Linked DNA regions of Homo sapiens: region 2 is linked to region 1. A link is a contact called in ENCODE Hi-C data. All regions are on one chromosome and are shown on one strand. Each heading gives the region's core, a stretch centred on a gene start or an enhancer-like site at or near the end of the contact. The rest is flanking DNA. Distances are from core to core; before and after follow the strand shown.

Region 1 (4,559 bases), core at 1,428-3,927:
AAATGAAACCGTTCAGTGGCCACACCTAACCGTGGATCCCAGCCAGTAGCCACAGCTGCACAAAAGCCCAGGCAGCAGCCCCACTGAACCTCAGGGCCTGGGCAGGAGTTTTACCCACCCAGAGACCCCCAAGAGTAAGCCCTGCCTGTTCACAAATGCTACCAGCTTCCCCGTCCAGAATCCCAGGCCGAGTTGACTGCTGAGAGTCTTTCCCTGCTGAAGGGAACTTGTAAAGTGTGGAAGAGGAGACTGTGTCCTCAAAGGCACAAACACCAATGTAAGATTGCAAGGATTTTACACACACACACACACACACACTGAAATGTTATTAGCCATGAAATGAAGAAAATCCTGTCATTTGGGACAACATGGATGGACTTTGAGGACATTATGCTAAGTGAAGTAGGTCAGACAATGAAAGACAAATAATCTCATTTACATGTGGAATCTAAAAACTCATAGAAACAGAGGGTAGAATGGTGATTGTCAAAGGTTGTGGATGGAGGAAATGAGGAAATGTTGGTCAAAGGGAGAAAATATTCATTTATAAGAAGAATAGGTTCTGAGGATCTAATGTACAGCATGGTCACTGTAGTTAATTACACTGTATTGTATATTTAAAATTTGCTGAAAGACTAGATCTAAAATGTTCTCACTACACACACTCAAAAAATGGTAACTATGTGAAGTGGTGGAGGTGAACTAATTTGATCATGACAATAATTTCACAATATATACATATCAGAGCATCAGGGTGTACACCTTATATACATACAATTTTATATTTCAATTATAGCTGAGTAGAGGTAGAAAAAATGAAATTGTTAAAGTACTAGAAGAAATCGTGAGAGATTCCTAAATATAATGTAAATTTATCTTAAGGAAAACACACACACACACACACACACTCACACACACTCACATCATGAAGAAAAATAGTTAATATAAAGTGATCTCTACTGAATCATCAGCAGGCACCAATCGTCACGGCTTCTCAAGGGCACGATTCTTTTCCAGAATACAAGGTCTCCTGGAAATCTTAGAGTTGTTCTCGTACACCACCATGGGGCTCACAGGGTCTTAATTCCACAGCATCATGGAACCCACTTTCATCCCTCAATAAAATATGATGTCTGGGTACATCAGAGCCAGAGAACAGTGCAGGCTCAGAACACCAGCCAGCGCACCAAGCAGGGGTTCACTTGGGAGCCCAAGTTGTTTTCATTCTGCTTGAATCACCTGGAAATTAGGGCCAGGGCAGGAGTAGGAACTGGCTTGGAACATAGCAGCATCATAAGAACACCACAATTTGATTTATTAGACTTATAAGCACCTGAGAGAAGAAAGGGAATCTCCCTCATTCATCCAATCCCCTCCATCTGGTTCTTGGATCTCCCTCAGAAACACCAGCTTACACTGAAACTCCTCCCCTGATTATCTGCAGAGGCTGCCCAGTTCATAAAACATTTCTATCATGGTAAGTCAGACATTTTTCCACCCCCTTCCCTGGGTTCCTTGACTCCTCAGGGGTGGGGAAATACATATATATTTATTAACTGATGAGTTAATGAATTGACAACATAGCACATTTTTGAAACAATAGTCAGCCATCCCTACATGAAAAAATATAGGCTGATATCCTTTGTTCTTGATACCTGTTTTCTGCTTTCTTTCTCTCTTTATTGATTTATTTTTTGAAAACAAAGATGTAAAGTGTGAAATTGGATCAACAACTTCTATAAGGAAGCAGCAGAGTATAGGACATCTTCAAGGCCCAGCAATTCAGCAGAGAAAGCAAGAGGGCTGGGAGCGAATTAGAGCAAGCAAAGGATACTGAGTCATCTAATTTGGGTTGGCCAGAAAATTTTGGAACCTGGAGAGATGAGCTCATGTGCCCTGTTAGAGCTAGGAAGGCAGAAAGGCAAAGTCACAAGGAAAATCTGCCCCAGGGAGCAAAAAAATGAGGGACTTGGACCTTTAAGTATAGCTGTTCTCTGAAGCCAACATTCCCCAAGAGGCCCTGAATCTGAATTTTGGAGGGTTGTTTCTGTAGAAAAGGAAACATCAAACTTTCACAGCTTAGTTTTCCACCTTAAAACAGCTCTGTATTTCTCATCAGAAGGTCTAGAAAATGGGTCACAATTCAGAGTGCGGAAGATAAAAAAGCGATAGGTCCTACGGTGTTCTCGTTCTCACACCAGTGGTCATCTGTTTCACACTGAAATCTGTTTCACACTGAAACCTTCACAGGCCATCTGACCCATAATGAAGGAGCCATCAGACTGAAATGCAGCTTTATCCTCCTGAGTCACCAGAAAGAGTCAAGGGCCTGTAAGAATAGTAATCACCCAAGAGTAGTCATGATGTGTTAAGCAAATGAGACTGAAGCACATAGTATGTGCTTACAGGCAGATGTCACATGGCTGCTCTAGGAGGAAGCTATAGTAAGAGAGACACAGGAGGTGGTTCAGGAAGAGCTGAGCTAAGGAGTCCTAACACATTAGGGAAAGGAGACAGTGTTTCCATCTATGTGGATAAGTTAACCAGAACAACAAACTTGCCTAATTTGATAATTGCCTACATATCAGGACAAATAATAACAAGGAAAGAGTGTTGCATCTGATGACATCAGGCCTTAGCAGGGTATAAAAGAGGATCTGGGGCAAGGAAACTTCCAAACCTTCCAAACCCACCTTCCTGGAAATCCACCCAGAACCTCCACCCTCTGACACCATGGTCAACTCCTGTTGTGGCTCTGTGTGCTCTGACCAGGGCTGTGGCCTAGAGAACTGCTGCCGTCCCAGCTGCTGCCAGACCACCTGCTGCAGGACCACCTGCTGCCGCCCCAGCTGCTGTGTGTCCAGCTGCTGCAGACCGCAGTGCTGCCAGTCTGTGTGCTGCCAGCCCACCTGCTGCAGCCCCAGCTGCTGCCAGACCACTTGCTGCAGGACCACCTGCTGCCGTCCCAGCTGCTGTGTGTCCAGCTGCTTCAGACCCCAGTGCTGCCAGTCTGTGTACTGCCAGCCCACCTGCTGCCGCCCCAGCTGTGGCCAGACCACCTGCTGCAGGACCACCTGCTACCGCCCCAGCTGCTGTGTGTCCACCTGCTGCCGCCCAACCTGCTCTAGTGGCTCTTGCTGCTGATGCCCTCACCTATACTCACCTGCCTTTATTAACCAGCATTCTTGATATGATCCACCTGTGAACTGAATCATGCAAGGCCAATTGGACAACCTCAGTTCCAACCAATTCTTGGATTGAGTTTGGCCTCCAAATATGCTCACCAAACACTATGTTGCTACCCTCTACCAAATGAATACAAGTTTGAATTTTCTCTGAAATATGTCAACCCCATGTTCCCTGAATTGAAATATTTGCTCTCTACCATAATTTATCACATGGAGCTATTCCTCTATCTTAAATAAATTTTAATTTTTGAGGCATACAAATAATATACGGGCATTGTGTCTCATTTTTCCTTCTTGAATTCTCATCCTTACCTGTCAAATTTTCTGATGTTCTTCCCTGCAGAGGGAGAAGACCACAGCAGATGATATCAGGGGCTCCACCTCTATCCTATCAGCACTCTCCATTCAAACATAGGAAAATGGTTCCTTAGAGCAGGCACCTGGAACTCTCTACCTGAGGACTTTCTCTGGATAAAGGAGCAAACTCTGGGCTGGAGACTTAAAGCCTCTAGGAACAGCACTCAGAGAATGAGTGGGAGTTGGTAATATATGCCCTGGCTTGTTTCCCTCCAGTGGGGGGTATGTCAAACCAGTCTTCCAGAGGTCTTCAGCGGGATTTATACCAGATGCCTGCAGGAACATTCTGATCATGAACTCACTCTATAATGACTTTCCCTCCTTCCCAGGGTCATTCTTCAAGTTTCCTCCAGTGTTTCTTGGGTTAATCGTCCAAATATACCACATGTTCTCAGATCCTCTTTTGTGGGTTTGCCCCAGAGAGCACACAATCTAAAACAGCAGCATTCCTAATCTCAGTATTAGTGTCCTTCAAAATGTTTTTGTACAATATGAATGGTTACCATAGATTTTGATCAACTCTTGAGTTTACTGTCACCTGAATGGACACCTCTGAACATTTTGCTGTTTTTTTTCTTTTCAATTTTTGCGCATTACAATTTTTTTCTATTATTTGTTCATTTACTTTTTTGGTCTTCTTTTAAGAATTTTAATTTTTAAAGTTTTTATTTCAATATGCATGTTTGCTTTTAAACTAGTTGTCTTTGATTGTTTTTTTCTTCACATCGTTTTATCTGAGGGATAGGACACAACCACCGTGTTGGTGATTCTCATCCTAAAAAAGGCTATATTGAAAAAGGTTTCACCCTGAGCCATGCTGCTAAGTTGGAGGCACCAAAGAAAGATCTAAAACAGGATGTTTGCACAAGTGACTTTTATAAGAAAATGCTCTCAGGAGAAATCAGTAAGGAAATGTCGGAAACAGAATAGGATTGTAGAAGAGGCTAAGCCCAAAAGGATTTTATTGTCATTTGACCCCACAGGAAGCTCTAGAGTGTGAATGGTATTACAGAC
Region 2 (4,404 bases), core at 447-2,946, 310 kb before region 1:
GCTCTTGCTCCCAGAGGGGCTGCACGGGGTCCACTGCCAGCTGCTCCTGGACATCTTGTCAAGGTGTCCACCTTGCTGGGAGAGGCATGTTCACCACAGCCAATCCTCCCTGGATAATTTCAGAGAGAAGCTTATAAAACATTTTAAGAGGTTGGCAAATTACAACCTTAGAAGCACATAAATGCTTCCATAAACGCCAGCTTTGCAAACCAAGCGTGTGTGGGGGCAGAGTGAGCAGGTTTCCCAAGCCTTGGGAAAGTCCATGTTTCAAGGCGGAAGACCCAGGTTTATCTTTGGTCCCCAATTCTCAGGTTCTTCTCTCTCGGCTTGCTTAACTATCTGGCAGTATTTAGCTTTTTTCTTTGTATTCCTCCTCTGTCCAAAGAGTCTGCCATTGGCCATTTCTGTGACCTGTTAAGGGACCAGGAGGGTCAGAGCAGGTTGTTCTAGGGTCCTGATTCTACCCATGAGGTTCAAAAAGCTGACGGCCACAAAGGAAACTGCCCTCCAGCTCTGCCCAGTGATCCAAGCATGCAGATTCCATAATAGCAGGAGTCTGTGATGATGTGTTCATTGACTGAGGGACTGGCTATGGGGCATCTCCTTCTCCCACTGCCACCCTGCTGTGCCCAGTGGGCAGACAGACCATTCTCAGCAGTGCCATGTGAATGCTCACACTCACGAACCTTTGCTGGTCACAGCCATAAACCATCATCAAAGACTGTCAACCTAACCTAACCTAACCTAACCTAACCTAACCTAACCTAACCTAACCTAACCAACCAACACTTCTGCAGGACCCAGTGGCTTGCAAAACACTTTCACTTCTTGTTCGATCCTCCTTATATCTGTGTGAAGCAGGCGGGACAGAAGGACAATCTCTACTGTTCCAGTGAAAACACTGAGGTTCCCAGGGAGGAAATGATGTGCTCAGTATCACAGGGCAAATTAGTAGCAGAGCCAGGATTTGAACTATGTCTCCTGTCCCTAAATTCTGGGTACCCAGACTTGACTCCAGTTGTGTGGGGAAGCAGTGGGGCAAGGAAGTAGGATTTGGTGTCTGAGAGCCCTAGTTTCAGACCCAAGCTCTGCCAGTCACTTCCTGTTCACACTGAGCAAGCTATTAAACCATTCGGAGCCCCAGTTTCCACACTGGTAAAAATGAAGATAAAATCAGCCACCTCCTAGGGTTGTTACGAGGTGTAAATGAAATAACAATGAGCCTGGTACATCACAGGTGCTCCCTGAATTTTAGTTCCTTTGCTCCCTTTTACCATCCCAGTAGCCCAGGCAGGGGTGAGCAGCTATGAGGCGTGGCAGCAGTGGATGGAAGTGACAAGGGACAGATGAGGATCCCCAGGGGAAGGGAGGTGGAGAAAGCAGGAACCAAATGTCATTCGTGCAGCCACTCCCGATTTATGGGATCTGGTGCAGAGACTCTTTGAAGAGGCAATAAAACTCATATTCTGCTAGGAAATGACAACAGTGGAGAGTCCTGACTTAGCAAACCAAATTCAACGATTTGATTTTTTTTTTTTTTTTACAAGGCATGGGGTTCCGGATGGGTAGCAAAAATCACATTCTAATATTAGCTATCTGGGGTAGGAACAGGCTTTCCCAAGAGCAAGAGATGTGTACCATGCCAACACCCAATGGTGAGTGTACATAAATGCTCCATAGAGGCCTTGAGAGTCCAGAACCTGAGCTCCTTGCTAAGCTGCAACCTTCCTCTGCTAGCACCATGGCCACCCAGACCTGCACCCCTACCTTCTCCACTGGGTCTATCAAGGGCCTCTGTGGCACAGCAGGCGGCATCTCTCGGGTGTCCTCCATCCGTTCTGTGGGCTCCTGCAGGGTCCCCAGTCTCGCCGGTGCTGCAGGGTACATCTCTTCTGCTAGGTCGGGCCTCTCTGGCCTTGGGAGCTGCTTGCCTGGCTCCTACCTGTCTTCTGAGTGCCACACCTCTGGCTTTGTGGGGAGCGGGGGCTGGTTCTGCGAGGGCTCCTTCAACGGCAGCGAGAAGGAGACTATGCAGTTCCTGAACGACCGCCTGGCCAACTACCTGGAGAAGGTGCGTCAGCTGGAGCGGGAGAACGCGGAGCTGGAGAGCCGCATCCAGGAGTGGTACGAGTTTCAGATCCCATACATCTGCCCAGACTACCAGTCCTACTTCAAGACCATCGAAGATTTCCAGCAGAAGGTGAGGGAGACCTGGCCCCTTTCCAGCTGAGCAGCCCAACTCTTAGGAGGCGTCTGTCTCATTCCAGGGCCTTTCCAGATGGGACGGTAGCTTTTAGGGAATTCTCCTGGTAGGGCAAACTTTTCTCTCTAGGGCTTTGGTTTCCTGGGGGACCCAGGCTTCTCTGCTGGTCTCTTGCTTGTACCTTGTTGCCAGCCGTTCCTCACCCCCCTCCCCTTGCTGTAGGAAGGGAAGGAACATGTACCAAGCCCCTACCGGATACAGCACTGTGCCTGACACTTTCCTATTCCCTGGCTTATTTATTCTTCATCTTGGAGAGATTGGTATTACTGGACCCATCTGACAGATGTGGAAGTTGAATTTTGAGGGGTTCAGCAACTTGCTCAAGAGCACACAGGCTCAGTGTTAGATGCAGAACCTGAACTCAGGTCTGCCTCACCCTGGTGTATCTTGCTGTGCCACTCTGAAGGCTACAGGCGCCAGGACTGATGGTCACTGACATCCTCGGGATGCCCCTGTGGGGTGGATGCTCCCCCCACACCTGGGGTGTGGCTCAGGGCTGGAAATGGTGAAGGGGCTGGTGGTACACAGTGGCATGGCCTCTGTGAGCTGAGCTATCCCCCTACCTGCCCCCACACTGCTGGGCCTCCTGTAGCTTATGGGAAGCCTCTTGTTCCCCAGATCCTGCTGACTAAGTCTGAGAATGCCAGGCTGGTCCTGCAGATTGATAATGCCAAGCTGGCTGCTGACGACTTCCGGACCAAGTGAGTGGGCCTGATCAGGGAAGGTTTGCCATGCCACTCCCTTGCCTCTGTCCCCTGCCTTTGGGAGCTGGTGATGTGGGAATAAGGCTGGATGGGAAAATGTGGCATGAGCCCTGGACCTCAGGGGAAAGGAGTGTCATGCTCCTGATCCCGTCAGCCACTGCAGCTGGACAGTAGGGCAGGGGTCCCTGCTGGTGTGTGGTTTCCTTTGCTGCAGACTTGGCAGGGTTCTGTGTGTGCAGGTATGAGACAGAGCTGTCTCTGCGGCAGCTAGTGGAGGCCGACATCAACGGCCTGCGTAGGATCCTGGATGAGCTGACCCTGTGCAAGGCTGACCTGGAGGCTCAGGTGGAGTCCCTGAAGGAGGAGCTGATGTGCCTCAAGAAGAATCACGAGGAGGTGAGGCTGGTGCCATGTGACTTCCCAGTGTTTCCCATCCAGCTTAGGAAGCCACTGCTGGGCTTTCAGTTTTCTGTGCGGCAGGAACTATACAAAGGCCTTGCATTTCATTCTCGTTTCATTTCATCCTTACAATAATCCCAAGAATTATAAACTGTTACAAGCTCCATTTTACAGATGAGAAAACTTAGGCACAAAGAGGTTAAGTTGCTTGCCTAAGGTCATAGAGGGTCTACACTTTTGCCCATAACACTACATGTCTATTTGGGCTCTAGTGCCTGATAACAGCAATTTAATTTGCCTAGGGTTTGTATCATCTCACAAATATCCCATAGAAGGAGGTAGGTATATACGGAGAAGGAGACCAAGGCTCAGAGATATTTAAGTATCCTGTCTAATGCTATGCAGCTGGTGACTGAGGGAAGAGGGTTTGAATTCAGGTCATTGAAACCTGCAATCCAGCATCTTTTTCACAACCTCATGCCGTCTTGCCTCCTCTCTGCAGGAAGTCAGTGTACTCCGTTGCCAACTTGGGGACCGACTGAATGTGGAGGTGGACGCTGCTCCCCCAGTGGATCTCAACAAGATCCTGGAGGATATGAGATGCCAGTACGAGGCCCTGGTGGAGAATAACCGCAGAGATGTGGAGGCCTGGTTCAACACCCAGGTGGGGCTGGGGTGCCCTGGGACCACAGGCTCCTGGGCTGGGGTTACCCTTGGAAGTAGCTTGGTTTGACCATGCTCTGGGCCCTGGCATGTGTTTCAGACTGAGGAGCTGAACCAGCAGGTGGTGTCCAGCTCGGAGCAGCTGCAGTGCTGCCAGACGGAGATCATCGAGCTGAGACGTACGGTCAACGCGCTAGAGATTGAGCTGCAGGCTCAGCACAGCATGGTGAGTGGCCCCTGCCTGCGTCGCTGGCCACGGCCTGTGGCAGGTCCCCGACGCACCAGCCTCAGCGTGCAGGCTCTCATGGGGTGTGATCACAGGCCGTAGGCAGATGCCCAGGGCTGTGGGTTTCTGGGGTCAGGGGATTCCTCCCC

Evidence for each region. A loop is a pair of places that touch in the nucleus more often than their neighbours do.
Region 2: a loop to region 1 is called in a map with no recorded cell type, with 1.9 times the contacts of the local background. The contact joins the promoter of KRT36 here to the promoter of KRTAP4-2 in region 1. A Hi-C loop is called at or near these places in 2 of 37 single-sample maps with no recorded cell type.

Annotation. Positions count from the first base shown.
Region 1 is chr17:41,176,339-41,180,897 of GRCh38, reverse strand. It overlaps KRTAP4-2 (keratin associated protein 4-2), which reads left to right and starts at 2,677. Exons shown (of 1, transcript NM_033062.4): 1 at 2,677-3,452. The coding sequence starts at 2,734. The coding sequence ends at 3,144.
Region 2 is chr17:41,487,202-41,491,605 of GRCh38, reverse strand. It overlaps KRT36 (keratin 36), which reads left to right and starts at 1,696. Exons shown (of 7, transcript NM_003771.5): 1 at 1,696-2,200; 2 at 2,882-2,964; 3 at 3,207-3,363; 4 at 3,869-4,030; 5 at 4,130-4,255. The coding sequence starts at 1,742.